Regions from separate parts of the Homo sapiens genome. Here region 1 is linked to region 2. A link is an interaction called in ENCODE POLR2A ChIA-PET data of the cell type or tissue named here. Cell type or tissue: GM12878. All regions are shown on one strand. Links, peaks and the distances in the headings refer to the core of each region. The heading gives the core; the rest is flanking DNA.

Region 1 (16,543 bases), core at 7,719-12,718, 73 kb before region 2:
GTTTCCCAGCCCCCTGCTTGCCAAAGTACCCTAAAAAACCCACACCTTCAAATTCTCATGGAAGGGTGGGTTTAAGAAGTTTCTCCCTGTTCTCTTCACTTGGCTGGCATTGTGATATTAAACTCATTTCTTTGCTGTAATACCTGTTCTTCTCAGTACATTTGACTTTCTCGGCAGCAGGCTAGATGAACCTGTTGCACTATTACCACTCCTCTATCCAAAATCCACCAGGGCAGTTATGGGTCAGAACTTTAGAAGATGACAGAAGGCGAAGGTCATCTTTACTTTGGATCCCAGAGGACAACAACTAACCAGTTAGCAGTGCCATTGCCACGCTGGTTTGTTCTATACTAACCCATAAGGAATGCTTTTCAGTGAAAAACCTAGGCTCTAAGAAAACAGTGATCAAATACTTTGTTTGCCTCCACTAGGTCAGAGAGTAAGGTGAGGCACACTTGGGGCCTGGGGTGAGAGATTGGCTATCGCCAGCTGTGCATTATAGAGAAGCACTTTGCCTGCAGAAGGAAGGGAGGCTTCTGTGTTGAGGAAAGTGCTATCAAGAAAATTAACTTAGAGTGTTTTCTGAGAATAAGCAAGAGGGAAAGCCAAATCATTTATAGGGGAAAATATGGAAAAAGTTGAGGGGATTTAGAAATTTTCTAGGGATGGATAATCCCTCTTCCAAATGTGAAAATGGCCTTTGGCAACTTAGAAAAGCAACAGAATAGAATGATTTTTCAATTCAGAGTCAAGGATTGTGGCTAAGGTTCTCTCTCTTGGTTTTGGGAGGATGATGTCTGCAGGACAGAGGGAAAAAGTCAGAAAGCGGACATACCAGAACTGTGTGGCTTCAAGCTTATGGGTAGAACCATTGCTGCCAGTGCATCTAGGTATCTGCTTTTTCAACTGTGACCATATATTTTGGTGTTATAATTATTTTCTTAAGAAACTATACGTTTTTATTGGGGCTTACTATGACCCCAGTATTTTATCTAGGTAGGTTATAACATTAAATATAGTATTAGGCTCACTTTATTTTATTTTTTATTATTTTTTAAATTTGGGGGGTATATAATAGCTGTTAAAATTTGTTTTAAGTAGTGTTCCTCAACAGAGCCTAAAACGCAAGACAAAGTAAGTGAAATCTTAAATCTAATTGCTTCAGATATGTAAACATTTTATAGAAAATAAAAACAACAATAAAACAAATAAACAACATCACTACCACCCCCAACAAAACAACCAAACCAGCCAAAAGGATCAAGATCTTGTAAGATAAATGGACAGTTTTTTATATTCATACCTAGAGTGTCTGTGATATTTAGTATTAATATTATTATCTTCCATTCAGCTTCGTTTAAATATCTTTCAACATAGTCTAATATTTCAATAAATGAATTATTTTTCTGGGAAAATACCATGAAACATTGCATTCTGAGGCTCATCCAATTACATTCTGAGCAAGTATCATCTTACGGAAAAGAAACAAGTTCTATTATGCCATTGAGTTGAGCACTTCATATCCATTTTTTAATTCAGTCTCCTTAACAACCCTGCAAGGTTGTTGTTGTTAGCTTCATTTTATAGTTGGGGCAAGTGAAGCTTGATGACATTTGGTAACTTGTGCGAAGAGAACTAGAGTTCATAAATGGCCAAACTTATTCTAAAGCCAAGTCTATAGGCTTCCACAGTGCATTTCCTGAACCGCCATGCTAGACACCCCCTGGGTAAGAGCGCTTCTAACTCCAAACTTCTGTGATCTGGAGAAGTTTGGAAAAGCAACAGAATAGAATGATTATTCAATTCAGAGACAAGGATTGTGGCTCTCTTGGTTTTGGAAGGATGATGTCTACAGGACAGAGGAAAAAAGTCAGAGAAAAAAGTCCTGATAATGAGAATTGACAAAGCACTAAAAGATTTTTCACCTTTAACCAAATTTTGTTCTATGTCCCTGGATCTTTCTTTAATTAATTATGAAACTTTTGATTGCTTAAGTATCATGTATAGTTTTGACTTTATTTGAGAAATGTGCATTTTGGGTAAACTCATCTTGAGTATAATGATTGTTATGTTTACTAGATCTAAGAAATTAAAATATCTAAGTCTTTGTACACTAAAGAAGTACAGGATTATTTTTAAGAAAGCAACTCATATGTTTGGGAACATCTGTATACATCATTAATATTTTCTTTTGTTTGTAGATATTCATTATTATGTAGACACCACTCTGCTTTAAATCTTTGAAGATCAATTTTGAGAAATTTGATAGTGTTTGGAACAAACAGTATTCTGCTCAACTGGCATGAGTCAAAGGTCCACATTACCCTTAGGAAAAAAAAAAAAATTATTGCTTTCTGTGAGGGGTTTTAAAGATGTGACATTTTTCAATATCTGCTTTATAACTTTTGATGATAAAAACAAAATAATAAAAAATTACAGCAGAAAACATTCTTTGAAGGCTTATAATGTGTCAAGTTCTATTAAAAATGTTTTATATGCATATTTAAATTCATCCTCATAGCATCCCCAAGAGATAGAGGCTATTAGAACCATTTTACAGTTGGGCCAAATTCAGTCAGCTCAGAAGTGACAGTTCTGGGAATTTTCTTCTCCAGAGCCCAAGATTTTAAACATTGAGCATATTTCCTTCTAAAGCATATTGCCAAATACTATAGAAGGACCGTGAATTATACCTTGTGATTCAGGCTACCATCTTGAAACTAAATTATGAGTGAAAACATTTTGTTTGGTTACATTTTTTATATTTAAAATACATTTGAAAAGAATTTGGAATGTGTTAAAGTCAGAGTCATATATTGAGACCTCGTATCTGAATTGAATTACTTTAAACAAAGTGGAAAGAACTTTTTCCATCAATTTGAAAAGTAAAGTAAAAGACAGAAAGAAACAGAGAGATTAAATGTTTTTCCCTTATTTTGTATATTGTGGGCAGTGCCATTTATCTTAGCTATGTTAATAAACACTGGATTTTCAGAAGGTTTATGCTTCATCCTTGCTTTATGCTGTAATGTAGCCACACAGAATGTCTCTTTATGTTGACTGAAGTTAATATATGCATCTTACCTTTTAATATTGCATCAACTATAGTCATAGTGGTGGAAAATAATAATGCTCTGTGTTCTGCACTATGGTGGATGTTTTATAAACAGTATCTGCAATTATTACAAACTCCTATTAGAGAGCTATGTCTAACCTTATTTTACATGTAAGACATAGAAATTCGAAGTTCCCAGAATCAGTGAGTAGTAGATTTGAACTGAGTTTTAACACAACTCTAAAGCCCAAGCCTGGCCTCCTTCCGCTGCGCAATTCTCCTCCAGAGGGAAAGGCTAGCACCATCCCTAAGAGGGGCCGAAAGTCTTCTAAGGGCACCTGAACCATTGTGAAGAATTGTGTTAATAACCCAGTAATTCACACTTGTTCAAATTTTCAGACATTTCCTGGGATGCAGTCAAAACTTTTAGGAGTCTGAAGCCTGAGGCTGCCTGCTCTCTGCTGCTGATTATAGAGCTCTCTAGTTGATGAGTGGTGTCCTGGAGCTCCCTGGCCATACATACACAGTGCTCATGGGTCGACTGTATGGCACCAGCCTCTGCTGCTCTACCCTTTTCAGCCTTTTTTTCTGGAATGCATGCTGAGGTCCTCCTTGTGCCTTTGAAATTTTTATGAAGAGGGTGATTATTTTTGGTACAGCAAAATATGTAGAATTTGCACTTCTTAGGAATTAAACATCTCAATTTTTTTCCCCCAGAGAAAATAACTCTTGAGCAAGGGAACACTCATCTCACCGCTCAGACTTTGAGGTGGCCCTACATGTATACAAGTTTGGGGGAACATGAGAATTCCAATTAAATTCTGGGAAATCCAGACATATATTCAACAAGTATTTATTATGTGCCAGGCGTTATTTTGAGTGCTAGAAATATAATGGCAAATAAAACGAAAAGAACCCTGATCCTGATGGAGTGTGCGTCTAATGAGAAAAATATACAATAAGGACATAAGCAAATAAATTCATAATATAGCATCAGAGGCGATAAACAGTAGAAGGAAAAGTACGTCAGTGTAAGGCACAGAGAGCTCCCGGGGGCAGAGTGTTTTCATTAGGTGGTCAGAGAATATCTTGTTTTTTTGTGAGCAGCTTCAGCCAAAGTAAGTAATCAAGAATTATACTTGAAACGATTGGTTTCCAGATGTTAAGTATAACAAATATTAAAATTCCTCGGTCTAACACCCTACTCATCTTCCAGCTGCTTTAATTAGAGTAGTTTCTATTTGTTCTACAAATAGGGCTTCCTTGTAAAATTTTCTTTGGAGATGGGTTTCATATCTGAGAGCACTGCCTCAGACCAAATAAATATTAACACAGGAGGAAGCTGAGCGTCAAAGGGAAGCAGTAACTTGGCCAAGGATGCCAGTGCTCCCAGTGGCCAAGGGAAACCCAGGCTGCGGTCCTCTCTGTCCAAGCTCTGTCCTCGGCCCTCAGGTCCTGGCCTCCAGCACTGAGAGCAACACAGAGTGCCTGTGAGGCGGTCTAACTTCTGCTGACTGGTGAAGGTGGATCCCCCAGCCCCAGGAAAAGTCAACCAGCAGCTTGAACAGCGCTTCCCTCGCGGAGGCTCAGCACTCAGCTCATCCCCCGCCATCGGGCTGTAATTCAGGTGCCAGCGTTGCTCCTCCAGCAGGAACATAAGCCCAAACTTAACAAATTCCTAAAGCAGAACAAAGAAAGTGTCAGAGGGGAATGGGCACGGAGCCTGTGGACCGCACTAGAATCTTCTAATTCTTAGGAATGCAGATCGCCCTGTGTAAGGGGCCGCTCAGAGCGCCCGAGGAGCGCCGGTGGCCTCCCTTGGATGCTTCGCTATTCATCCCACCTTCTGGAAGAGGCTATTCTTTTGTGGCTGTCTTGGTGTTTGGCTGAGTTGTTATTGAATTCCTCCCTGACTTCTTTTTTTTTTCCTTCGGAAGACAGAAGAAAAGAAGCCGGCAGTGGAAGTCTTCTCTGGGAAGCCTCCTCCTCCTGCATCTGGCTGCTCCCTTTGGGGCAGCCTGGTCCGCCTCTCTGGGCGCCAGGTGCGTCTGCAGCGCTCTCCTGGAGGCCGGCTGCAGGTTCATTAGTGCTCACAATAGGCACGCAGCGCAGGGGAATATGTAAAGAAAGTGGAGGACATCGGAGTGGCATTCAAAGCGGCAGGCGGGAGTAGGAGTTTCCCTAGCTTTTCTTCCTTTGTTTCTAATCACCTTTTCTGTTTCTTCAGAGAGGATGCTAATAGAGTGAATACCTGGGCGTTCCAGGAGAAGAGTTAGTGGAGGTTTCAGAAAAGGAAATGCAATCTGGGACGAAAAATAGCTTTTCTTCCCCTTGGGGTGTGTGTGTGTAGTGTCTGAATGCTTTGCCACCGATGAGGCCGAGGACTAAAAGCAGGATAAAGGCTGTGATTGGCACAGAAGACCCCTGGTGAAATTTCTGGCTCAGGTACTAGCTTTCTGTGAGTCCTGTGCAATTCGGCACAGCCCTTGGGGCTTTGAGTCCTTTTTTTTTTTTTTTTTTTAATAAAATAAGAGACTTGGCTAATAGGATTTCTAGCCTACCACTCCTTTACAGTTTTAAGATATCATTTTAAAAAGTTACATTTCAAGACTGTAGTAAGGAGGTGACATTATATACTTAAACATAAAAATGTGGAGTGATTTGAAGAGCACTGAAATTATTCCACTCTTCAAAGTATATGCATTTATGTATACATACATGTACATACACGTGTACATAAACAAACATATACATATAGTCATTTTCAGATGCCTGAAATTCTGTCCTTAAAGACAGTTGTGAATCCCAGTTCTATTAGTATTTGACTGTGACCCTCTTAGTTTTGCCTACTGTCTGCAAGACTCAATTTTTCTTTTTTTCCTCATAATGGGAATAAATATTGTCTGTCTTCTAACTGTGTTATGATATTTAAATGAGGAAATGTGTTGAATGGTAGTTCTTCTTGTCTGAAAGATAAGAATACATGGGTGCCATCATCCAATCTCAAAGTCATTGGGTTTTGACAGAAATGGTATGATGGGTAATTATCCCATTTCTCCAAAGTCATTAGGAACCTGAAGTAATTTTTTTAAACTTGTTTTTCATGCACCTGTGTTGGCTAGATCACAGAGCCTGGGCCCATCCTCTTGAGGAAATATTATCTGCGTCAACCTTCCTCAATGCCTCCTGGATGACTTTACCACCATCTTGCAAATGTCTATTATTTGTTAGCTCTAGAAGACTCAGAGCAATGATTGCACCAATCTGAAGGTTATTTCTTCCATGCTGGTCTTCTGCCATTGGTGATATTACAGATGTTTGTCCAGAACATTACTGATGACAGCTACACACCTGGAAAATAAAGTTTCTTGTTTGTTCCTTCCAAATTAATTTTCTGAATGAACACCAGCAACTCAAAATGCATTCAGTTTCAGAATTCAAAGAACAGAAGAGCAAATTTGAGGGACACTCTGGCACAGTAGAGGGTATGTACAATCATTGAATGCAAAGTCTTTTACATTTTACCTTACACGTCAATCTCAGCTAATCAGGCTTTATTTTTCAGGAAAGTGCTGCAGAGCAGAGAAGCAATTCTCAACAAGACAAAGCTACTATAATAGCGACTTGTGGAGTCACGTTAAGAAGAAAATAGGCAGAGAAGTGGACTCTTGACGGGAGTCTCATCCATCATTTCCTCTCTGTGCAACCTCAGGCAGGGTACATAATCGATCTAACTTTTAGTTTTCTCTTATGTAATCTGGAGATAATAACATATATTTTATATAATTATTGTGAGTATTAAATACCAAAACCCCTTTATGTCACATGTTTAGCATAGTGTCTATATCACAGTATGTGCGTCATATGAAACTCAGTGCTTTGTACCCGCTGATTCCTGGTGAATGAAATACGGTCACACATCACAATGACTGTCTGCTGAAATGCCAAAATCCTGCCTGTAGTTCAGGAACCAGAGTAAAGGAAAATGAACCCTGTAGTGTTTTTACTTTTTCTCTCTTTTTAGAGAAAGATCATTTGCATGTGGCTCCACCTTAATAATTGCATTTGTAATGCTTTCATGTTGTCACATGGTCTAACCCCCAGGATCTTATCTTAATAAAAATTCAGTTAAACATGTGTTCAAATTGGCCAGATCAGCCAAATCTGGAACAGGGAAAGTTGTTTTCCTCCTAATGAACTGTCCCCTGGACACGGGCAGTGCCACAGAAGTTCAGGAATATTTATTGTCCATGGCATTTCCAGGAGTTACACTCTTTGTTGAACCCTTCCATCGTGCCAGGGGGAGGCTGGTGATTCATTAATTCACTGTGATGATTTGTCCTAATTATTCTAATTACTGCCTTGTCTCCTCAGACCAGCTGGTGCCTAAAGCAGAGGGAAAGTCACCAGTCATGAGGACTGCGGTGGTGGCTGCAGAATCCCGGGCACTGGATCTGTAGGATTCACTGTCACCACATCAAAAAAGCTTTGCTGCTGCTGCTGCTGCTGCTGCTGCTGCTGCTGTTGCTGCTGCTGCTGCTGTTGCTGCTGCTGCTGCTGCTGCTGCTGAGCCCAACTTATCCTTGGTGCTGCTCTGGCCTGAGTCCGGGTTCCCGGGGCCCTGCCATGCATGCATTCTCTCCTCTGCTCCTCTTGTACCTTTTCAGGGAGAGAAGAGCCCTGATACAGGTTGCTTTTCTGTCTTCCCAGCTTGCTGCCCCACCAATTCCAGACAGCATCTGCTGTGTGTTCTTTGTGCACCCATCCCTGTCTGAACGTATCTTAAACCCAGTCTGGTTTCTAACAACTGTCGATAATAAAAATATCTATTTCTTACTGCACACTATCAAGTGCCAAGATGGATGTTCATTGCCATATGTGCACTGTCTCTAAGTGCTACAGTTTGCAGTCTTAGTTCATATATTAAGGCTCTGCATGACCTAGAGACTAGTTTACATTGCCCAGCAAGGGAGTAACACATGGAACTGAATCCCAGATTGCTGCATCCCCAAAGTCGGGGGGCCCTTTATGCGTCTCTCTTTTCCCCTCCCACAAGCCTTCCTGGTCATCTACAGGACTCCTGCTGAAACCTTCCTTCGGTCTTTTATCCCTGAGCTCCTTTGCTGTGATAACATAGACTGTTCTGTCTGGCAGCCCTGGGCAGTCATCAGTGTTGGCTTTGCAGGTCAGCTTGGGGTCCCCAACCAGGATTCCTGAGGCCACAGAATCTTGCTGCAAACACAGCTAGTCTTGGAGAACTCATATCTGTGCCTTTCTGATGTGCTGTATCACCCCAGCCTGCCCTGTGTTTCTTTGGGATATTTTCACAGCTCATACTTCAGTGGTATTTGCCTCTTAAGTCACTTACCCCTTATTACTCTGAACAAAACTGGAATCCGAAAAAAACAAAAACAAAAACAAACAAACAAAAAACACTGGAACTGTGGCTCATCTCTCAGGGAATGAGCTGACACTTAGTAGAATCTATGACATGAGGGCTATGTTAGAGACCCTGAAATGAAGCTGGGTGAAAAATATCAAGGTGTTGTGAGTGACAAAGATGATATTCCAAAGATTCAACTGAGAAAGAGTCAGTGTATCTTATTATTAAAATTGCTTCTGTAAGAGTCATCATAAGCTTGACTTGTATTTCTTGACCAACTCTTATTTCTATTCATATCTCAGCTTAACTGTCATTTCTTCAAAGAGGCAGACATCCCAACTCTACAAACTGTAGGCCACCAGCTTCTGTCATTTTATAAGAACAGGTGAATCACTTCACACTTGAACTTATTTACTTATTTTCTTTTTCTTTTTTTTCTTTTCTTTTTTTTTTTTTTTTGAGACAGGGTCTGGGTCTGTCACCCAGGCTAAAGTGCAATGGCATGATCAGGCCTCACTGCAGCCTCGATCTCTCCGGCTCAAGTTATCTTCCCACCTCAGTCCCCCAAGTAGCTGGGATTGAGGGCATGTGACAACATGCCTGGCTTATTTATTTATTTATGGAGGCAAGATCTTGCTATATTGCCAGGGCTAGTCTGGAATTCCTGAGCTTAAGTGGTCCTCCTGCCTCAGCTTCCCAAAATGCTGGGATTACAGGAGTGAACTACTGTGCCTGGCCTTGAACTTATTTTCTTAATGCTTGCTTTCCCAAGTAGGCTGAAAGCTTTGGGAGGCTAAGAGGCAACATTTTGTAATTACCTGATATTCTTAGTGCCAAGAGAAGGCTGGCTCTGGGCAGGCCGTCTGCCCATGTGCTCGACAAGGCCTGTATTTATGTATCTGCAGGCAGGCCCCTCATTTGTAGGCGACTAGGTCTTCTTAGGGATTCCTGGCCATACTAGGAGGTCATCTGCAGGGACGCCTGCACTGATGGGGAGTCCTTGAGAGCCAGCTGACTACAGCTCTGGGATGATGAGGGTGGGAAAATTGTCCAGTTAGAAGAAATACTGAAAACCTCAATGGACAAACTGGAACTTCAGGAAGAATGGTGGTGGACAGAAAAAAGGAAAAAAAAAAGAGAAGAGTGAATGAACCAAAGTGAATGAGCCTCATTTCTAGATCTACAGACTTTTGATAACACCTGGCCTGTTTATATCACAAAGCTGCTAGGCTTTACAAAACAAATTCAAAACAAAAACAACAAAAAGCCATGAAGAGCTATCTACGTGCAAGAGGTTTTATATTTAGTTGTGCTTTATTTTACTAACCAAACTGAAGACTAGCTTGCTGGGTTCCATTTCACACTGCCAGCTCTTCACTGTGTGCATTCATGAGCCTGATGCTAATGAGACCTAGAGTGATCTCATAGGCAACTTGCAACGTTCAGGCTGGACAGGTAAGTGTGATGTGTTGTGTTCAAAAGGAACAGATGGTTTAAATTTAAATTCAAATTTTGAAGGAAACACAAAGACAAAGTGAAACTCTTTGAATGTTAGATAAAAATGTTGATATTTATTAATGATGATATCAGATTTAATGGAATTTGGTTGAACTATTAAACTGTCCACTAAGTAGAAATTAATGCCAGTTCTTTGATCTTTTTATATAATTACAGTAATAATTTAGACTTTTCTTGACTGCAACTCTGGGGAGATGTAATGATAGAAAAAACAAACCAAACTTCAGGGCATATTCAGCATGATGTCTGATAAATTAATGCTCTTGATCGTAATTTGAAAAGGAGCTCTTGCCCTGCAGGAAGCTGACCGGGAAACAGAAGCTTTATTAGTGCAGAGATGGCATTGACTACACCTACGGTTTATCTCCACTCTGCTCTGAAGCAGCAAAAGTAGTGAGACACGGACTGAAACAGGATGTTAGTTTTCTGAAGGAGCAGATACATTTAAGCCCAGCTTCATGCAGTGGAAAGGGCACAGGACTGGGGCTAAGGAAATGTGTGTTCTACTTAGAGTGACCAAGGAATCAGTCAAATTCTTTTTTGAGAGTTAAGGGGAATCATTTAATAATTATGTTGAGGTAATACGTGTGAACTAGAACGATCCTTGGCAAATCAGGACCCTAATTTGGCTCAAGACTAGTCACTTAATAATTCTCTCATCTCATGTGATTCTCTTAGCTTTCTCGGATCTCAGTTTCCTTATTTGTTGCAATTCTTGCCTGTAAACCCTTAAGAGTGCTAAGAGAATAAGGTAAGAGAACATATGATAATGAAAGGTTGGAAATAGGAAGGTGAAAATAGTCATTTGGTAGCATTGTTCTGATGAAGAGGGTAAAGCTAATTCTCCCATAAATTATTTGTGTTTCCCCTGTTGACCAGAAGAATGAAGAATAACTGAGACAAAAATTCTATTTATTTCATAGCATGATGTGGCCACACATTCTAAATGTTAAAGCCTTAGTTTTGGGTTAGGAGCTTACATTTTAGCACCAAGTTTCCCTGTTATTATTTTTCCTATAGGACTGTCAAGATTTAGGCAATATGGCCGCTTTAAAACATAAAAATTAACTTTACTCATCAAAAGCACAGATGACTACCAATCTCAAGCTTTTAGTCCAAATGAAAATTCAGTGTAAATACCTTTAGTACACAGAATTCCAGCTGAATGGGAAAAAAAACTGATTAACTCATATTGTATTATTTGGTGAGAAATTATTCTTTCTTTGGGGCTATTGCTGAGTACTAAGAAAAGAAAATGAATATCCAGGATCTGCTGCTACTCCCCAAAAAATATATTATTGTCTTCTTTCTTCTTGAATTTTCTAAGGGCCCCAGTGAGGGCTGGGCCCTTCCACATGCCGTGGTAGCTAAGCTTCAGAGCCAGTTGCCAGGGATCGGAGGCTCAGCAAGGCTCAGGAGAGTATCCAAGGTCAAACAGCTAACAAGGAAAGGAGCAAAGACTGAAGCAGGTGACAAATCCTCTATGCTCTCCTCTAATCCAGTCACTAACCCTACCTTTGGTAGGAATCTGGAAATAAGAGGAGAGATTAAGTACTTTTCAAATGGGTACAAAAGGGAAGTTTTCTGGGATTTTAGGATGGTGTGCATATATGCTGAAGTGTGCTTGAAAACAAAATAAAATGCAGGTGTGGAAGAATTTTTAAAAACCATTGTAACCAAGGGGTTGATTGACTAATATAATGTTAGCAATAATACTTGCCATCTGCAATTTTGCCATTCTCATAAGAATTGGTTTAGCTTAAAAACATTGAATAGCTAAGCATGTGTTTAAAAAACTCTACTTTAAAATAAAATAGATTTAATATGTTATTTGACTTCAGACAGGTCTTATGTGATGATTTGATATAGATCATCAATACTGAAATGAACCTATGTTTCATTTGAGAATATCTGGAAAAGAGAAGTGTGAATGTCAGATTTCAAATCAAATTATTTCTATTTTAAAATATAATCATCACAATACTTTTAAAGCTCAATGAGCTTATTTTATCCTACATATGCAAACCAGAGTAAGGTTAAGTATGCAACTTCATCTTGCCAACAGCTGTAAGGGTGACCATCACCTGGGAACTCCCAAAAACCCTAAAAGCACCTGGCTGGGCTCGCTTGCCTGAAGCAAAGATGCCCAGTGGGAGGATCTCGCTCCATGAAGAGGCACTGAGAGGGCCAGTGATGCTAGCAGACAGAGAAAAAGGCATTCTGCTGCAGGAAAAGGGCACTAGCCAAACCGGGTGTCCCACAGATCACTAGCACACTATCAAGTTGGTGGGACTGTAAACTAGTTCACTAGTTCAACCATTGTGGAAGTCAGTGCGGCGATTCCTCAGGGATCTAGAACTAGAAATACCATTTGACCTAGCCATCCCATTACTGGGTATATACCCAAAGGACTATAAATCATGCTGCTATAAAGACACATGCACACATATGTTTACTGCAGCTTTATTCACAATAGCAAAGACTTGGAACCAAGCCAAATGTCCAACAATGATAGACTGGATTAAGAAAATGTGGCACATATACACCATGGAATACTATGCAGCCATAAAAAATGATGAGTTCATGTCCTTTGTAGGGACATGGATGAAATTGGAAATCATCATTCTCAGTAAACTATTGCAAGAACAAAAAACCAAACACCGCATATTCTCACTCATAGGTGGGAATTGAACAATGAGATCACATGGACACAGGAAGGGGAATATCACACTCTGGGGACTGTGGTGGGGTGGGGGGAGGTGGGAGGGATAGCATTGGGAGATATACCTAATGCTAGATGACGAGTTAGTGGGGCAGCGCACCAGCATGGCACATGTATACATATGTAACAAACCTGCACATTGTGCACATGTACCCTAAAACTTAAAGTATAATAATTAAAAAAAAAAAAAAAAAAAAAGGAGAGCCTCGTCAACAAGATGGAGTGAAGGTAGACGGGTGCTTCAGTCCCTGTAAGACAAGGCAGGGACCGGCAGGGCTCACTGAGCACTTGCAATAAGTTATGCACAGAGACCTTCCCTATATTTTTTCATATATGTTTTACTGTAACCCGATTTAGTAGATACCCTTTTATAAATGATGAGTTCCTGGAATTCTTGGAATAAAGAGCGATTAGATTGCTTGCCCAAGATGACAGTTATAAGTGATGAAGACAAGATTTGACCTTCTGTAGTAGGATTTCTCTTTCTGAATTTTTAACCACTCACAAAAATAAGTGCTTTAAAACCTAGAGGATTTGAGGATTCTAATAGTTACTAGAGGAAAGAGATGAAGAAGAGGAAATAGGGCAAATTTTTTTAGTATTATATTCTAGGCCGATTAAAAAAATCTATTAGTGGACTTGATCATTTGTTACAAAATTTCCTGACTTTTTTCTAATGAAAACACAGAGACTCAGAAACATTAAACAAGATTTCAACATCACTCAGCTAAAACAAAGATGAAAGGAATTTTGCATCTGTGATTGCAGTCAGTATTCTCTCCACTATTATATGCTGTGGAGATATGACTCTCTGAGAAATAGTGAAACAGAAAATATTGGCCTCATATCTCTTCTTGAGTGGTACTGGCTGGTGCACCCACTTTCTTCCATTCTGCATTTTTGAATATTGAAAGGCACTGTGTTTCAACATTTCTCTAACTCTGCCCTCCTAAAATAAAAGCCTTTGAGTCTGCTCCTCACCTGACGGTCAAAATATATCTGTGTCATGCCATAGTCCCTCGGACTTTTACTAGGGGACTTATTGCCTAATGTTACAGACACATTTTATATGTGTTTAGTATGGTTTAATATAACGTGCTCCATCGGGGGAATTGGTTTTAAATTGTGTCTTTATGAGAGGAAATGATTTATTTATTCAACACTATTGGTTGAGGTGTCTCTCTGGACCAGGCACTGGGTACCTTACATGTTGGCATGTCTGACACCGTGGCATATTTAGTGTGGCATCTAGGGGTCATATTTTCTATTTTGGTTTTTTTTTTTTTTTTGAGACAGAGTCTCGCTCTGTCACCCAGGCTGGAGTGCAATGGTGAGATCTCGGCTCACTGCAACCTCCACCTCCCAGGTTCAAGCGATTCTCTTGCCTCAGCCTCCCAAGTGGCTGAGACTACAGGCACGTGCCACCATGTCTGGCTAATTTTTTGTATTTTAGTAGAGATGGGGTTTCACCGTGTTAACCAGGATGGTCTCAATGTTCTGACCTCATGATCTGCCCGCCTTGGCCTCCCAAAGTGCTGGGATTACAGGCGTGAGCCACCGCTCCTGGCCATATTTTCCATTTTAATATTAGGGAGTATATTAGAGACATAGCTGTTTCTCACATAGAATTATCTGTCCCTACTGCATAAGTTAACATACCAGTTAGGTTTCCCCAAAGCTCCCATCCTTGTTTCTCATTCCTGCTTTTAGAGATACTGGGGACAGGAGAAGTCTGGTCACCTCTCTACCACCAAGGAGCCAAATGTCAATTACACAAGTCCTCCGATTTATAGTTTCTCCATTAATAGAGTATGGCTAAGTGTTTATATTTCTGATTTCTTAGGTTTTTCATGAAGATCATCCAGGATTGTAGATGAAAAAGTACTATAAATACTGAAATGTACTTATCCTATGTAACATCATTATTTTATGTAATAAATCAAGGCCTCTGTTATGGTTTGATTGTGGTTTGTTCCTGCCAAAATTTATGTTGAAACTTGATCCCCAGTGTGGTAGTGTTAAGAGGTGGGGCCTGGTCTTGGGCATGCAACCCTCATGAATAGCTTAATGCCCTCTCAAGGGGTGAGTGCATTGTTGCTCTCATGAGAATGATTAGTTCTCCTGTGAGCAGGTTGCTAAAATGAGTCTGCCTTCCTAGGTTTCTCTCTCTTGACATATGATCTCTTTTCATACATCCCCCTACTTTTGTTTTTCCCATTAGTGGAAGCAGCCTGAGACCCTTGCCAGATGCAGCTGCCCAATCTTAGACTTTTAAGTCACCAGACTTATGAGCCAAATCAATCTCTTTTCTTTAAAAATTACCCAGCCTCAGGTAGTGTGTTATAGCAACACATAGACTAAGACATTCTCTAAGCCACATCCCTGAAAACTGTTTTAGAACCTGCATCTATATAAGGGCTTTTTAATATACTTGGTGTCAGAAACCCACCCTTTCCTCTAGAAAATATATGAAGAGAATAGATACCTTGTGGATGACTTCTCTCCCACTTAAACTTCAAACTGATCATAGTAATCAACTCCCTGCCCATTCCTCTTTCTTACATCTGGATTTTCAGTAATCAATAATAACAATCCAGTAATGGTGCAGCTGGTATGGCAGAAAAATTATTGCAGCAAAACATTCACAATGAGGCTAATGAGATCATGTGAGAGAGGGAAGAGGGTTGAATCGATGTTGAAACTAATTTTATTTCATTAGCACTAGATGTAAATTGCAGTATAATGGAATTAATCATTTAAAATGGATTGTTCACTTAGAAGTTACAAAAATACCAACATTCCATTTGGTGCTATCTTTTTCCTCTGATGAATCAATTTGGTTTTAAAGGATTTGTTTGTATTTAAAGTAAAGGGAACCAAGGGGTTTATACAGCAATTCTTGGGAACAGGAATGAGATAAGAAAAACAGCTAGAGCAGAAGGACATCAACAAACAACAAAAACAACAACAAACTGAGCAGATTATGAAAGGGCAGGAGATAATTTCTACCTGGAGTATGTGAACATGGCAAAATCAACTTAAAAAATAAGTCTTCTAAAGACTTAATCCATTCTGAGCCAACCTGAAAACAGTGATTCTTAATCCTTCATATACATCATAATCTCTTGGGAAACTTTTATTAGATAGCAATGCCTAGGCCTCATCCTAATTTAATTAAATCAGAATTGTTAAGAGCTAGTACTGCAGAACATATATAATGCCAACTTCCTATTTTTATTTTTTATTTATTTATTTATTGAGACGGAGTCTTGCTCTGTTGCCCAGGCTGGAGTGCAGTGGCTCCATCTCGGCTCACTGCAAGCTCCGGCTCCCGGGTTCACACCATTCTCCTGCCTCAGCCTCCCAAGTAGCTGGGACTACAGGCGCCCACCACCCGGCCTGGCTAATTTTTTTGTATTTTTAGTAGAGATGGGGTTTCACCATATTAGCCAGGATGGTCTCGATCTCCTGACCTTGTGATCCGCCCACCTCGGCTTCCCAAAGTGCTGGGATTACAGGCGTGAGCCATTGCGCCCAGCCAACTTTTTAACAATAAAAATCACGTGGGATTTGAACAAAAAGTATACTAATCAAAGGAATAAATATTTATATATCTCCTGAGCTGCATAAGGAATTATGGGATTAAAGTGGTACAAGATTCTCTTAAACAGGGCAATTACTAGCAGATTAGGGATATAAAAATATATGCATTAATTGTCCGTTGGTGGTGCAAATGTTATATACCAGAGATATTTAGAAGAAGGAGAAATGACTTTGGACCCAGGAGAACTAGGGAAATCTTAGAGTTAATAGGAGATGAAGCAGAATTTAAAGGACCATGTATCAGCAAACTATTGCTACACAG
Region 2 (16,543 bases), core at 6,444-11,443:
ATGGGAGAAATAGGGCGAAAATTTATTTTTCTTAAATTTTTCTTTCTCATTTCTCTGATTCAAACTTTTTGACCTACTTTTTTTTATGAATAAGAAGCAATTGATTTAAAATACCTTAATTTTATCTCATTTCTTAATTACAAGGAAAACATAGGCTGATTTGTCCATTTTTATTTAAAGTCATTCTCAGAAGGCTTTCTGTGCTTCACATTTAAGTCACTTTTTACCTGATAATATTATTTATGACTATGTTTTCTTCTATTGGGTTGTAAGTTTTATGAAAACTGCATTCTGGCTAATTTATTTAATGTATTTCCCACAGTGTCCAACTAAATGTGTGTTTGTACATAATAGATTCTTAGTATATTTGAGGGATAACAAATGGCAGTAAATTAACCTTTTCTTTTTCTACCGTTTTTTTCCATTTTTTTAAAAAAACATATGGGGCCTTAATGGGTTCCTCCCTTGTGTGTTTCTGTTCCTTTCACTCAAGCTCCCTCCTCTCCTCTATTAGAACCATTTTCAGGTATTTTTCCTCTCTTAGGGAACATGTAACATTCAATGGTTAAGATTTATGGAAATGTGCCCCCCAATATGGCTACATGCCCATTTTGTATGGTGTGAAGACCATAATTTTATAAGCTAGCCATTCCATTATTGGACTGCCAAAGCTATTAATATGTTCTTTCTAACACGTGAGCTGCATTTTTTTCCCCCATGAATCTAGCCATTGAATCCAGCTCTGCCCCTACTGAAACGGGGAAAGGGTATGGTCTCTCATCTACATGGCACTCTATGGTTGAAGAGCATGACCTGGGTTCCTCAGAGGCTCCTTTACTGGGCTAGGTGGCCCTGGGTTCTCACATAGCCCAGTTTTCTGGACCTTGCACTGTGATGGCTGTTCATGACCACACTGTTGGTTAGCCATGGTGCTCCCAAGACAGGGCACAGTGCTCCTGATTTAACTAGCCGCAAACAGAAGACAGGGGGGCTTTGCCATTTTAGAGATTATAATCCTATCATAATCATCTAAGTGCTTTGGCTTTATTTCAGCAAGTGTGGCCATTGCTCTGTTATGCAGATCTTATGCCTCTTTGTCCTGTTTCTTGATGTCCATTTATATTCTGAGTGTGTGTTCTCCAGCCCTGCAAGCTTGTGCTGCTGACTTCATAGGTAAGAATTCCATATTTTGTTTTTTTAACCCATTTGTTTTCACCCAGGTTATGCTTTATAAACATTAATTGATAATAAAACTTGAAAGTTAATTTTCTCTCTCTACGAATTTCCCCCACCCTAGCACTCCTGAATCATTGTGGCATCAGAACAGAGCTGGCATGGTTTCTATGGCACAGAAAACACTGTGGGAAAAGGGTCTATGCAAGACTTCGGGATGGACACTGCAGAAGTTAGGGAACCAAAAGACCACATGTTAAAACTTGCTCACAAAATATCACCACTTGGCAGTCAGAGAGAAGGGCCAATGCCAGTCTGAGGCACCGACTTGAGGTATAGCTTTATGTTAGCACAAAATTAATGCTGATTAACTTTATATTATAATTAATTCTTCAGTACATTATCTACTCTAATCTTCTCAACCACTTAGTAAGAAAATTTTGTTTATTTTCCCTATTCTACATTTCAGGAAAATAAGTATTGGAAAACTACGTACTTCCCCAAAGGATACTCTCAAGTTTTGGCAAAAAAGACGTCTTTCTTCTTTGCCCCATTGTCCTGTCTCTGTCCTTAGGGAAAGAAACATGAAGAAATGCTCCCTGGCCTTTTAACTGTTCTTGTGGTCACAGCTCCCAAAGAGAGTAAGGACTCCTAATCTGTGTGGACAGAGCCTAAATTTCTGGGTGATGTTTCACTAGGCTGCAGAAAAAGCAGGTGCCCAACCTCCACGTTCACTTCCTGCGTGTGTCTCTCCCCAGGCTTCTTGCAGTTTTGGGCTCCATGAGAAAAGCCAGAATGGGGGCCCCATCTGTGCAGAGTGCAGCCAAATGGGCACTCTCTGCTCCAGATTCCAGACCTGCTGGGACAAGGTCTCTGACTAACATGTCCACTGGCCGTTTGTCTAGGAAACAGTTTGTGTATCTACTAGGTTGGTGCAAAAGTAACTGCAGTTTTTGCCATTTAAAGTAATGGCAAAACCATTATGTAGTAATGGCATTACTTTAAATGGCAAAAACCGCAATCACTTTTGCACCAACTTATAGCTCTTCTAGATTCAAGGGTGACAAGTAGAATGCTTTACATTGATTCCTGAACCTTAGCCTTGAGTACTGATGGGAAGAGATCTGCTCCAGATGGCCATGGTGTTGTAATCAAGGTCTGGCCCAAGTACTAAGAGAAAGTAGGGTTTTGTTTTTGTTTTTGTTTTTGTTTTTGTTTGTATTTTCCAGTTTCTCTTTGGCTGTTGTGCTCATGTCCAGGCATAGGTAATGTCTGAGCGAGTACAATTTCCTCTCTGTAAAACTGTAAAGGAGTGAGTAGTAGGTTTCTTGTCCCAAAGCCACTGCCTTATATTCTTAACATTAACCTTATACTCCAGGTGCCAGCCTGTCCCAGGTATAGAGGCATGGGGCTTAGTTGATTCATGCAGGAAGAAATCCTAGGTAGTTTCTTGGAAATCTTCTTAGCTTTAATTAATCCAGGGAAAATCTCCATGGATACTAAGGACTTTTCTTATCCTCTGTCTTAGGACACACATGTGTGGCTTAAGTTCTGTCTAGTTTCCCCTACTGGGGATTTTTTTTTCAACTATCATAGGCATTAAGTCGGAAAGGACCCCTGATACACATACTGATTAATAAGAGAATAACAGACATTCATTAGCATATTATTTCATATATATGGGAGACACCCAGAGAATGAGTAGTTCTCAAAGAGGTGGCTTTGAATGTCAGCTTATAGAGCATCTTCGACAAAGTGTTCTTTGTTGGTGAGGAGTAAATTTATAGAGAAGTGACAAGAAAAAGGAAAGGGACCTGGAGTTTCCAGCCAGGGTAACTTGTGGGAAGGCAAATAACTGATAGATAAAGTCTGGTTAGCAAATGTTGTCAACAAAGATTCCTCTCCAGATGGTAAGAATCTAAAGCTGTCTTCAGTAGTTAACCTTTGTTCTCCCCAAGGGAGGTCAGGATACCCTTTACCTTTGTAAATCTGTGTCTTGTTTTTAGGCAAACACAGGGAGGGCAGAGAGTTTCTTGTATCTGCTTCAACTTGCCTTCAGCTCAACCCTTCATATTTCAGGGAGGTATATTCGGCTGCCCCTCTGCCATACTCCAGCATTCCTCTGCTTTTCTCTCCAATGTACTGCGCCTTTCTTTTCCATCCTATCCTCACATTTTGATGTAGTGTGTGTTGCCCCAGGCCAGGTAGCAGAAACATCCCCTGTGCAATCTCTCCTTACTCTCGTCAAGCTACACAAGCTTCCCTCTGTGAAATGACCCTCTCCTCCTGCATTTTATTTCATGTTGCACTTTCTGCTGGGCAGAAACCAATTTTGAGCCTGCTCCTGAGAGCTGGGTGAAGCCCTCCCTAACACTATGGGTGCATCCCAGTTCCATGGGTGCCCATGAGCTTGTGATACTGTATTCTGTTTATTGGTTTACCTCTGTCTCTACAGCATTACACTAGGAGTTTCTTAATTATTCCACCCTTTATTCATTCAATATATATTGTGTTGAGCATGCCCCATGTGCTAAGAGCCATGGCAAGGTCCCAGAGTAAAAAGGATCAAAACAAACAAAAGAATAAAACATGGTTACTGCCCTCAAGTAATTCACAATGTAATGGAAAATCCAGATTAGTGGACACACACACTGCGGCGATGGTTCAAGAGTCAGCTAATGTCTGTGAATCCCTGGAAGAGATGCGGTTTATCTGGATGAGAAGTGAGGAGACTCAGACTCTAGCAGATCACTTTACCTGGTGCCCTGAAAGGTTAGCAGTTACTCTCCAGAGGCAGCAGGCCAGGGATAGAAAGGGGTGGGGGGTAGGAACAGGAACCACGCACACACTGAGGAATGAGGCTGAAATAGCAGTGCAATGTCTTTGTGGCTGGTCAAAGCACAGGAAATTGGAAGCAATTCAGTGTGGTGGGAGAAGAGAGTATGGGGGGAGGGGCTGGGAGTTGAGGACATGTGGATTGGAGACAGAGGCTCAATTCAGCTATTCGTCTTTGCATCTACTCTATCACTCCACAAGGCATAGGCTCTCTTTTCTCAGTCTCTCTCTCTCTCTTTTTCTCTTTCTCTCAGCCGTTATTTTCTAATGAGCAAATGAATGAAGAATGAAGTAGACATTCCAAGGCTGCCTCCAAATGCCTCTTAGTAACATAAATATGTATGGATGATGGCTGTTGAAATCACCAGGAAAAAATATGAACATTACTGTTTAAGTCTCATTATTCCTTAAGTGCCTGTGTGTGTTTGCTTAATTACTTTGAATGGAAGCATATTTTAACATTGCTATGACATCTCCTACGGAATAAATGAGCTAAGAAAGAGACTTAAGCTGTAGACCACAAATGGCCCTTATATCATGTGAAGTTATTAATACCTGCCCTTGTTCATTGATTATTTAAGTAATTTATTTCCATTTGGGACATTTTACCTCAGGTATTCTAGTCTGTGCTAAAAGCTGCAGGAAAGTGCACCTGTCCGGCCTGCTTGGTGTGATGCACCGTTCTTGCACATATCTGTCCCAAGCTCTGGGGTCACTGGCACCCATTAGGTTCTAGAAAAACTGTAGGAAGGAGCCCAGTGAGCCTGGGAATAGGCCAGTGGGGAAGTACGAAGAATGAGAAGCACAGGGGAGAATTAGGGACGCACTGGAGAGTTTCTGCCACTGAATTGGACAAAATATTTGAGTTGTGTCAGAAAATCAAAATTGAACAAAAAATTTTGAGAGGCACTTACTCTGTTTTTACCCCTGGGCTAAACAAAGACATGTTTAGATATAAGAATATATTATAGGTAGATAGATAGACAGTCCCTGGCATTGTGGAACTTAGGGTTTACTTAAAGATAATTACTTCAGGCAGTATTGGAAATCATAGTGGTCAATGAAGATAGTAGATCTTTACTATGTGTTTTATCAAACTGCTCTTATTCATTCATTTCATAACATCGTAATAGCTCTCACGGAAAACAAATTTAGTGGGAATAAAATTGTTAGATAGTTAGGCAGACATGAGCAGGGCAGGAGAGGTGCCTTCCAACCCAGGAATGTCAAGTGACCATCAGGTGATGGTCAGGCAGTTGTTAAACTGTCTCTCTAAAATAAAAATTGGTCACAGCCAGTGCTAAGGAAAGTCTGTCTCCCAAAAGATAGAAAGTACTTGAAGTTGGTGATCTGCTGCTTCCTGATAAGATCTCAGGAGTTGGGCAAGTGTGTTCAGACATGTGCACTAAGAGGCAAAATGGCAGTTTAACTGGTATATGACCTTCCTCTAGGAACACTTGGCTGGTAAAGGAAGAACGCCTCAAGTGAGCATGCCCACAACATCAGTAAACCACTGGGCATGCGGCCCCTCCCACATGCTGGCAGGCCACTGAACATGAGGATAGCCCCTCCCAAGGAAAAATCAAGGGAGGAGAAATGCAAACACTGGAACCAAGCCAATGTGTAAAACCACAAGTCAAGGGCCAAACAGCACACTTAGATCTCTTAAATGTCCACTTGGCCCCCTTCCAAGTATACTTCCTTTCGTTCCTGTCTAAAACTTGCCTCAGTCTCTCTCTCTGCCCTATGCCTCTCACCTGAAATCTTTCCTCCAAGGAGGGAAGAATCAAGTTGCTGCAGATCCGCCAGATTTGCTGCTGCTAACACAATGAACTTTGTGAAGATGAGGGAGGAAAGAGATTTGAGAACTATGCTCTGATTTTTTTTATCTTGCCCAAATTCCTATTTAAGGGTCCTAGGGGGGTCATGCCCTACAAATCTTAAGTTCTCATCCTATGGGTTTTATTTAACTCTATATATTTTGACTTACTTTCCAACCTGACTCTGGCCATAAATTACAAGACAAGGAAGAAAAATAAAAATATTTTACCATGAAACATATTTCTTTGCCATATTTTGAAATGGCCCTGCAAAGCTGTTCTTTGTGGAGGAAAATGTTTCATCTGTAAAGAATCTCTATTAACATAGCTAGATCTTTTTCTTTCAGATGCTTCCAATCCTAAAGAAACCTCTTTAAGATTAACTAAGATTTGAATAGGAAACAATTTGCCATCTATTGTCTCTAAAGGCAGCCACAATAAGACTTCAAAAAACTTTGGCCTCCACAGTCTTTTATCTTACCCTGAACATTCCCTTTCTAAGGATCCCAGGTCTTTAGACAAACTCAACCAATTGTCAACCAGAAAATGTTTGAATTCACCTATAGCTGAGAAGCCTCCCCCAACTCCCCTACCCAGTTTTGAGTTGTCCTGCCTTTCTAGAACAAACAAATGTATTTTTTAAGGTATTTGATTTATATCTCATGCCTTTCTAAAATGTATAAACCAAGCTGCGCCCCGACAACCTTGGACACATGTTCTCAGGACCTCCTGAGGGCTGTGTCACGGACCATGGTCACTCATATTTTGCTCAGAATAAATCTCTTCAAATATTTTACAGAGTTCGACTCTTTTTGTTGACAGAATAACCTGAAGAATTGGACCACACTTAATGAGAAGCCGAATGTTTGGAAAGATTATCGATTTGTAGTTGACGTTTGTTTAATTCTAGGGCAGTATCCCACATAAAATAGAGAGAAGGATAATTTTCATGATTATCCTTAAGCTTAATAAGATCACACATGCAAAGTGATAGGAAAATTGTTGTTGTTATTTCAATCAATGTAGCTATTATACTTATGTCACTCAATAGAGAGAAACTGCATGCTTATGAAAGGTCATATAGTAGCTCATGGGAAGAACTTGAGCTGAAACCCAGTTCCTCTGACTCATATTCAAATTATCTTTCTAGGAAATCACACAATATACTCAGTTCTCTTTAAAAACACCAGAGTCCCCATCTTGTGCTCAGAATGTTCTCTTACACTCCCTTTGCTTCCTCTTTTCTACTAGGTGAAATAACAGCATCACTGGACGCAAGAAGGAAACCCTTACCCCAACCCCACTGAAATGATTTAGATGTCCAGGTAAAGTGTGGCCTCCCTAAAACGTGTTTCCCAAGGGTGACTGAAATAGCACCATTGAAAATTCAGCACTCTGGTTTCAGTGTTGACTTTTTCCTCTCTTTTCAAAGTTGTCTTTTGCTGTGAAACATAAATGCTGGTCACTTCATCAACACTTTATCATAAAGATTATTGAATTCATTCAAGTGACTGAGCCCTTAGGAATCCTTCCTGCCTTCAGGGAACACTCTGACATTTGGATAAATGTCTCACATTAAAGTAAGTAAATAAACCAGACACCATTTCACACTAGATCCTAGTGAGAAAAAGAAAGATTCCAATCAAAGGGACAAAATGGAAATGACCTCTCCCAACTTTTCATATGTGTAGATTCAGCTGGGGTAATCGAAACAATGGTTTTATCATCATGTTCCTTCCTTCCAGTTCAGGCCTGATAGGAATATCTAAAGACCTCTGTGGAATCATAGTAAAATGGGCAGATATTGGAGCATGGTAGTAATTATTGATTGAGAAAATATCAATGGCAAATATTACTTTAATAACCAGGTTAGTGAGTCAATCCTTGGGTTGAGACCATAAACCCAAATTCATCTTTGTTTAAATTATAGTATGGCATATTTGTATCATGTTGGAAAAGTCATTTACTTTGGTATAATACACAGATATATTTGGTCTTTGTTCTGAATTCCTGGCACCCAGTTCCTAGAACGCTTGGAATTTCCTGAGTGATAGAAATATCTTTTGTTATTCATAAGGAAGCTGTTTCCATCACACCTGAGTTTATGCTGATATGTGACTTCAGGTGGAGCCTTTAGATAGCCTCAGGATGGGAGTGGTCATCAGAAAGACCAAGTATTTAGGAGACTGGAACTTCTAGCCCTATATGGCCACTGACCTCCAGAAAATAGGGTGAGACAACTGGAGTTTATGCTCTATAAAAAGTCTTGAACAATGAGATTTGGAGACATTTTGGGGTTGGTGAACATGTCAATTTGTTCAGAGGTGGCACATCTAGAGAGGGCATGGGAGCTCTGTGTCACCCACTGTGTTATGCCTTGCCTTATGAATCTATTCCGTTTGGCTGTTTCTGAGTTATATCCTTTAAAATAAGCCAGTACATAGAACTGAAGAAGCAGGAGAGAATCATAGGAACCCCAGATCTATAGTCAGTTGGACAGAAGTATTAAGTGGCCTAGGACTGCAACTGGTGTTGGAAGTGGGGACAGTCCTATGGGATAGAGCCCTTTAATTTGTGGCATCTGATGCTCAGTCCAGGTAGATAGCATCAGAATTAAATTGAATTTTTGGTTACTCAGTTGGTGTCAGAGCACTGGGGAATTTGTTGTTGGTGTGAGAAAACACGTGATACCTTTCAGGGTTTCTCAGTTTATTTGTAAAATGGAAATACTAAAGTCTATTTCTTAGGTTGCTATGTGGATTTCATTAGATATCATAAATGAAGTGCCTTCTATTTTGTCTTTCATAGGGTAGTTTTTTTTTTTAGAAAAAGCTAGGTATTCTTAAAAGATTTTATATAAAACAGTTTTAGTTCCATATCTTATGAGAAATTTTTTATTGCCTAAATAGAGAGGCTCATAGCTCTGCCCCCATAGTTAGGATGTCTCAACCCTTGTCACTGACCTAAGATTCTCCAAGAATTCCAAAGACCCAGCTATACCAGGGAATACAGACCAGCAGCGATCTTTTGTTTGCACAACATTTTTTTGTAATTGAAATTATTTAAAAATGGGTCTATAGTAAGGAGATTCACATCGAAAGCTTTGATGATGTGCATCTTCTGAAAAACTAAAAGGTACTGCAGAGTAGTCTTCATAGTCACGATGCGCTGTGCTGAGGCTGCTGCTTAGAAAGGTGGGGCTTCTTCTCCCTGCTTACCCACGTGTCTGGCTGATCTCTCAGCTCAGCTGCAGGAGCTTGTTGGTCCTGAAGAGTGGTCTGTCTTTATTTGCTGATACTTAAACTTTCCTTCTTGAAAACTGAATCACTGCTATTTGGTGCACATTTTCACCCAGTCTGAGTGCCACCTTACATCTTTCATTCTGCATCTTGAGAATTCTGTTTTACAGTCAGAGGTGACAACTAGATCAGAGCATTGACTGCTCCCAATTTCGCTTTTACAAAAGAGAGCAAAGGAAGTGGTGATGTTAGGTTTGGGGGTGATGATAAAGTCAGAGAGGGGAACTCCCACTGAAGCCCACATTATGAAAAGAGCTGAACCAACTTGTACTCTTGATCTCCCCTTAAAAGCTGGTTTTGTACCTGAATGGAGAGAAGTGCAGATATTAGAGACCTGGCTGATGTCTGGTGCTTCATTGCCCTGAATAGACAGAAAAATGCAGACCCTTGGGAAGCAAAGTGCTTGACAGAGCTGAAAGTGAACAGCAGAGGCTGGGAGGAAGCAGGACCAAACAAATCCAGAAATCCTCCAAGGCTGTAGCCCTAGGCCCAGCAGGTGGTGGTCAGGACAAAGTAGGAGCATGTACAGTGTTGAGATCAGAGTCTTGGGAAAGCACCTGTTACAGGTCAGAGTGAAGGATGATCCCAGAAACAAGTCAGACAAGAGGCAGGTAAGTGAACAAAGTGATCACAAGTCAAGGGAAATGGTGAGTCCATAAGTTTGTCAGTAGCAATTTACTTTAACTACTTCATCTTAGGCCATATTGTGTACATGCGTATATTGGTTTCTTTCAATTGCATGTCAAGGAGATCTGCTCCTTTTTTTTTTTTTTTTTTTTTTGGTACATGTGTTGCTGAAGTGAACACAGATCTGCTAGCTTTTAATCAGAAAATCCACACTCCAGGGCTGGCTACTACAAGTTGTTTTGCTTTCTTGCTTACTAAATACTATCAGAAGCTATATTAATTAAGTATAAGGGTTGATAGATATTAGAAAGGTTGTTGATTAGCAATAATGAGCATTAGAAATGTGCTTACATTTTTGTGCATTTTTGATATTCAATGTGTGTGGATAAGGTAAAACATTTTGAAAACACTTTCTGCTTTTAAAGGAGCAGACATTAAAATCTAGTGTCTATTTCACCATATACCCTTAGCGATAACATGGAAGGTTCGATATGTAAATAATCTTGTGTTGTGCTGTTGCTTTAGAAGGTTATTGGTCACAGTATTCCAAGAGCTGATTTGCTGAAATACATAATGAGAATATTGTAACATTTGGTTTCAAAGAACTTTCCATGCAACACATTTTCAGAACCTCAAAACAGAATAGTGGGATTTTATTAAGGCTGCATGCTTACTTGTAAATTGTGTACATTTGTAGCATAATTCAGTCTTGGGCTTAATTTTATAATTTCCTGGAAGCTAAATAATGAAAGAGTGTTAATTCTCACCTGTCTTCAATTACTGGGCAGCACTGGTGAGATTCTCAAAAGAAATCTATTACCTGTGTGTGACTACAGTACTCAGGAACTGTATGGATAGAGAAGAACAAGAATGACCTGTGGATTAAAAAGACAGAACAGAGGTCCAAAGGGAGTGAGTGAGACGCCAGCAACAGGGACACCTTCTGGCTCAGTAAAAACACTTGTTCTGTGGTGGGGAATGGTTAGGGTTGCACTAGCTGTACCTTCTGTGGGGAATAGGCAACCTTGGGTATGGAAAATCACTGAGACAAGATTCAGGAGACCCAGTTCAGTGCTAGCCCTAATTGGTCATGTGAACTTGGGTAAGACCCTTATCCCCTCTAAGTCTTGGCTTCCTGATGGGTTAGATGAAGAGTTAAACAAAATATTCTTGGCTGGGGTAGCACAGTGTGGTGAAGGCAGTGAGATTTCGGGATCTTTAGTCTCTCTTACAATCTTAGGCTCACTCTGAATATCTAGGGCTTCTTGTGCAAGTTGTTTAATCCATTTAAGCTTTAATTTTTTTATCTATTAAATGCAGGCGATAACACCTATATCAAAAAGGCTATTTTTAGTATTAAGTAAAAGGTGACATGTGAAGTGTTTAAAAAACTGCTTAATAATGTTACCCCATTCCTCTCATCTTTCCCTTTACACTCACACATTCTACAATTCTATGAATTAAGGGGAAATGATTGATGGAAATTTGTGGCACAGGCAGAGATGGAATGGGGATGTTATTTCCTCAGTATTGGGCTTGAGTGATAGTAAACGATGAAGATAAAGTTCACTTTTGAAGTGGAATGGTTAAAGTACCATTGAGGGAATACATGTTTAACCTAATAAACTGGAGACCCATTTTGTAGTTGTATTCTACCCCATGGGAAGTGCAAGAGACACAGCACACCAAAAACTAGGAAAGCTCTACGATTACTAGTCGGGACTCTGGATCCAACTGGAAACATCACTGTGTGATGGATCAGAATTTGAAGCATGAGGAGAATCTGGGCTAGGCGAGCACAGAAATCATGCCTACACCACCAGTGGGAAGAGGAAACTCTGTCTCTCTGTATGTATATATGTTTGTGTGTATGTTTTTGTGTATGTATGTATATACATGCATATATATTATGTGTATATATAACATATATTTAGTAGATTTAAAAATTATGAAATTATGATAAAATTGTGGCTTCAGTCATCAACAATTCTTTGTTAAGTCATTAATGAATGACTTTTTTTTTTTTTTTTGAGACAGTCTCACTCTGTTGCCCAGGCTGGAGTGCAGTGGCATGATCTCGGCTCACTGGAATCTCTGCCTCCCGGGTTCAAGTGATTTTCCTGTCTCAGCCTCCCAGATAGCTGAGATTACAGGAGCCCACTACTATGCTCAGCTAATTTTTGTGTTTTTAGTAGAGATGGGGTTTCACCATGTTAGCCAGGCTGGCCTTGAACTCCTGACCTCAGATGATGCATCCGCCTCAGCCTCCCAAAGTGCTGGGATTACAGACGTGAGCCTTCGTACCTTGCCTGAACAAATTTTCTTTTATAAAAAATTGGGTTGCTCCATTCCTTATTTGACATTTTATTTTAAAAAGTGATTTATTTATAATTATAAACTTAAGCAATATAGAGGATGCAAGGAAAAAAAACTGAAAAAGCAGAAATGAATCCCAATCTAATGAAGGGGAATTAGTCACCGTTAGTATTTGATAAACATGTAGATGGACATGTGGATGCAGAGATAGACCTGGAGGCAGATTGGCAGAAAGATAGATAATTAACTAGAGGTGTCTGAAGATTGGAGTTGGGAGGGGTATCATGGACTTGTCCTGGAACAAGTCTCTTTAGGTGACTCACCCAGGGGATCAGTGTGTCTCACAATATTGTTCTTTAAGTCACTAGTTCTCTCTGTTAGGATCTTATGACATCTGCTTTCTTATTTTTCCTCTTCCCAATTTCATTTCCAACAGTTTCTTAGCCAGAAGGTAGGCTGATAATAAGACAATGACAAGTGAGAGTGCTTCCTCCTTCACCTCCACCTGTTTTGAAAAGGAGTCTTGTATGTGGACATTCCCCTCTTTTCCTTGGTACCCCTCACCCCTCCTTGCGGCATCACATGGCTATTTGAGCACCATGAACCTCCCTTTCAGGGAGATCTAAATCCTGCCTAAGGTCTGAGTTAAGACTGCCTGTCTTTCAGCCTCCTACCTCACTTGTCCTCAATATAACTGTATTTGGCAAATATTCTTCCAAGTGTGAAATTTGGAGTTGGGGCATATTCTTGTTAGTGATGAAGGTGGAACTTTCTTCTTGATATTTTCTTGCTGCTTTTATAGATTTTAGCAAGTTTTTTGGAATGAGACATCAAAAAAGAATGGCTTTATTCAATGTTCTTGAGCCAGAAATCTCCTACCTGTGAAGATTCTGGTACTCAGATTTAATACAATCAAGTGTCTCTTGAAATTTTATGTCTTAGCATGCCTTTTATTTTTATTTTTGGGTGTGCTATACCTTATTTCAGCACTACTAATAGAAAAAAAAACCAACTATATAGACAAGAATAATCAAGAAAAATACCTCAAGGGCCAATGTGAAAAGATTTTTAGTATTTTATAATTTATAACATTTTATAATTTAATTTTTCTAAGTAGTAAAATATATTTAAAATCTGTGTATTTTTAAGAGGAAGTTCCAAATGAAAGAAATATGAAACAAACAAAGTTAGACATGGGAAGGAAAATGATCACCCCATTGCTATGTTCATCATGTCTTATTCTCACTATTTTAGGAGTGTCAAGGTGGCGTTTAGGCACCGTGTGACTCCTTTACCGTGAATCACCCTCTGCAACCCCCAGGTGCAGGCTGCTAATTATTCTCTTCAAATTTTCTCCAGGAGTTCCCTGTTTCTCTGTCTTGGATATATATTTGGCTCTGCATGGTAGACCAGGAGCACCAGAACTGAGACATTAAAATCTTTTGAGTTAAATAGTATTAGGAGATTATTTTCACAGGCGCCTTTAAAAATAGATGTATCCAATTACTGTAATTCTAATTTTTCAAATGCTAGTCCTTTTGACAAGTTGCAGCTCTGTTTACCAGCTCTTGTAGGAGTCTCATGATTTCCCCCAAAAGAGCAGCATGAAGCTGAAATTGTAAGTTTATCAAAGCAAATTGCATGCATTTTCCAAAGGCAAATTGCAGACCAAAGCCATTTGTAGATGAATAGAAAACTACATGAAAGAGAACACTCTGCTGTGTTTGCCTACTCATAACTTCAACCCAAATTACCTTTTAAAACACTATTTGGAAATCTATAGAACTTCAAAAGGGCCCATTAATGGATGTGTTGAAAATAGAACCCAACTTCTTCAACTCCAAACACAGAGTTTCACTATTCAACAAGGAAGTTTCCCAGAATAAGGTTTAAGCTTAAGTTCCTGAAGTTCATAGGCTAAAAATATACAAAGTTTACGTTGTAGTTTCTCATCACTGTAAGACTCACCACATATTCAAAAGACCATTAGGAAGTCCTGAATGTATACTGTGTCCTACCCTGAAGAGGGCACAGTTTATTAAAACTATTATCATATATATCTAAACAAACTCTTTTACATAAAAAAGGTAAGTAAAAATATTATGTGGATTAAGGGATAGAGGGTTGAAAGGACTATTTCAACGGCTTTTAACAAACTCAGCAGATTCAAAACTTGAATTCAGGTCTCAACTTATCTTTCAAGAGGAAAATGCTGAAAGTGTACAGCGAGTGTAACTTCGGGTTTCTGTATAATATTTAATGAGATAAATGCCTCCCTCCCTGTAGTGTGGGTTACTCAGCATTTGCCTTGCATTTTTATTCTCCAGCTTATTCTCTTCTGTGTCCAGAAGGCTGATTTCCATAGGGGGCATCAACTGCATTCCCTCCCCAGTTTCAATTTTGCTAGTAAAAAGCATCAGAGGGAGATCAGAGGATGAAAAGTAGAAAGATTAGAGCATTTATTCCTCCCACCCCACCCCAGCTTGAGTTCAGGTCTGACAGTGTCTGCAGCACTGGCACTATGGCCCTGAGGGCCACCTTTTTCCATGTCCAGCTCTTAACTAAGCTCCAGTAACACCAATGCCTCCATTTGTTCCACCAGGCCTAGGAGTGGCAAAGGCTCTTCACCCTTGCTAGTCCCTAGGTGTCTACATATCCCTTGTAGGTTGTTACCTCTTACCACGCCTTGGTAAACACTCCCCTCATTAAGAAGCTTCTTTGAAAAATTCCAACTAACTGAGCATGCCATGTGTTTTAGGCTGGGGTCCTGACACATACAAATTTGTGTATCTAATTTTAAAAGCTTATTTCACCTCCTGCTCTTGCATGCAATTATAGCGCATAATCTTGTGGTTAGAGATAAGCAAACACGCTGAAACTAAAATGCAAATGCACCCTGGAATACTGTAACTTAAAAGCTGCCACCAAAATAATTCTACAGCAGACAAGTCCATCCTGCACTTAGGAGATGAGTCTACGTATGCACACAGGTGCTTTTCTTAGCAAGAACTTCTTCTTATGTGGGTAACTCTAGGCCTTCTCTCTGGTGTGGAGTCTCTGTCTTGTTTGGTGGTCCTGATCGTTTCACTTATCATACCTCCTGCTGAACCTTTCCAGGCAAGGCAGTGATTCAGGAAAGACCGCTGACAGTGTAGAAAGTACACGGTTTTGTTTCTGCTGGCCAGCTAGCGGGGAATCCTGGTATTCAGAAGGGGAATCAATTCTTTCTTTTTGATTTAGGGATATGTTTGGCAGTTATTAATTAACATGTGTGAGAGATCCTGAGAATTTCAAACATTTATTTTTTAAAGGAGTCTAAGTTTAAACTTAACTTCATTATATAAAACTTCCTTCTCCTTCCTCAACCTCACTTCTTTGAATTATTTTACTTTAGAAATGGCAAGTTTTCTCAAAGATTAATGCAAAGCTCATGTCAAAATAGAGCTCTCTCTCTCTCAATTTTATTTCTACTATTTTAACTATTTCATCTATTTATTTATTTTTTTATAGTTTTCGTGGTCCATTAGTTCCATGATTTAATTTACTATTTTACTTTAAAAGATTTTCCCTTGCCAGTCAAGTAGTATTCCATAGAATACATGAGAGAATACATTTTTGAAGAAAACTGGTAAACAACCAATTAAAACTCTTTATGGATTTTCTTCCACATATAAATTACTATTCTATACATGAAATAATAAAAATAAGCTTTGGAATGAAAGTATATAAAAATGTCAATAGAAATTCTAAGTATGGGGTAATCAGCCTTGAGGTAATTGATAGTTGCCTATACTTACATGATTTGTAATCTGTCAATCATTTATTCAACAAATATTTTCCACAGCTCCTATACACAAAGCATTTTAAGGGTAGTATTAAAAACAAAGTACTTTCCCTTCCCTAAAAATCTTTATAATTTATTTCAGAAGAAGAGAAAGGTACTTTTTTTTTGGCAGACGGGGACAGAGTCTCTCTGTGTTGTCTAGGCTGGAGTGCAGTGGTACAACCTCAGCTCACTGCAACCTCTGCCTCCCAGGTTCAAGCAATTCTCCTGCCTCAGCCTCCTGAGTAGCTCGCACTACAGGTGCCCACCACTACGCCTGGCTAATTTTTGTATTTTTAGTAGAGACGGGGTTTCACCGTATTTGCCAGGCTGGTCTCGAACTCCTGACCTCAGGTGATCTGCCTGACTCAGCTTCCCAAAATGCTGGGATTACAGGTATGAGCCACCTTGCCCAGCCTCGAAGAAAGGTACTTTTTAAGGAAGTGCAACGATAGTGGCAAATAAGAGTTCCAAGCAGAATGAAGCCTCTTCCTGGTAGTGGGAACTGGGGCTTCTGGTCTCAGCCATTGATCAATTATCACTGACAGGAACCATGAGACCTGTGCAAATGAATGACTGTGTACAGTTCTAGTCATTGATCTGATCCTCAAAAAAAGATGTGATAAATGTGGATTAATTGAATAAGGGAT

Evidence for each region. Peaks named below come from ENCODE experiments on the same cell type or tissue, not always from the same donor. Only the 100,000 strongest peaks of a DNase experiment are listed, where the experiment ranks them.
Region 1: POLR2A ChIA-PET joins it to region 2 with 11 read pairs; 2 of 35 experiments call an interaction of 5 or more read pairs at or near these places.

The regions. Positions count from the first base shown.
Region 1 is chr2:122,656,360-122,672,902 of GRCh38, forward strand. It overlaps LOC107985943 (a long non-coding RNA gene), which reads left to right and starts at 2,858. Exons shown (of 2, transcript XR_001739690.2): 1 at 2,858-6,540; 2 at 6,621-8,686. RefSeq lists an enhancer at 4,836-5,494. In GM12878, for the core only: no CTCF peak of the experiment used is centred there; no DNase peak of the experiment used is centred there.
Region 2 is chr2:122,730,883-122,747,425 of GRCh38, forward strand. No RefSeq gene overlaps it. Among named protein-coding and RNA genes, the nearest start is that of LINC01826, 330 kb to the right of the region's middle. In GM12878, for the core only: CTCF peaks have their summits at 7,046 and 10,696; DNase peaks (open chromatin) are centred at 7,009 and 9,347; H3K27ac peaks cover 319 bases.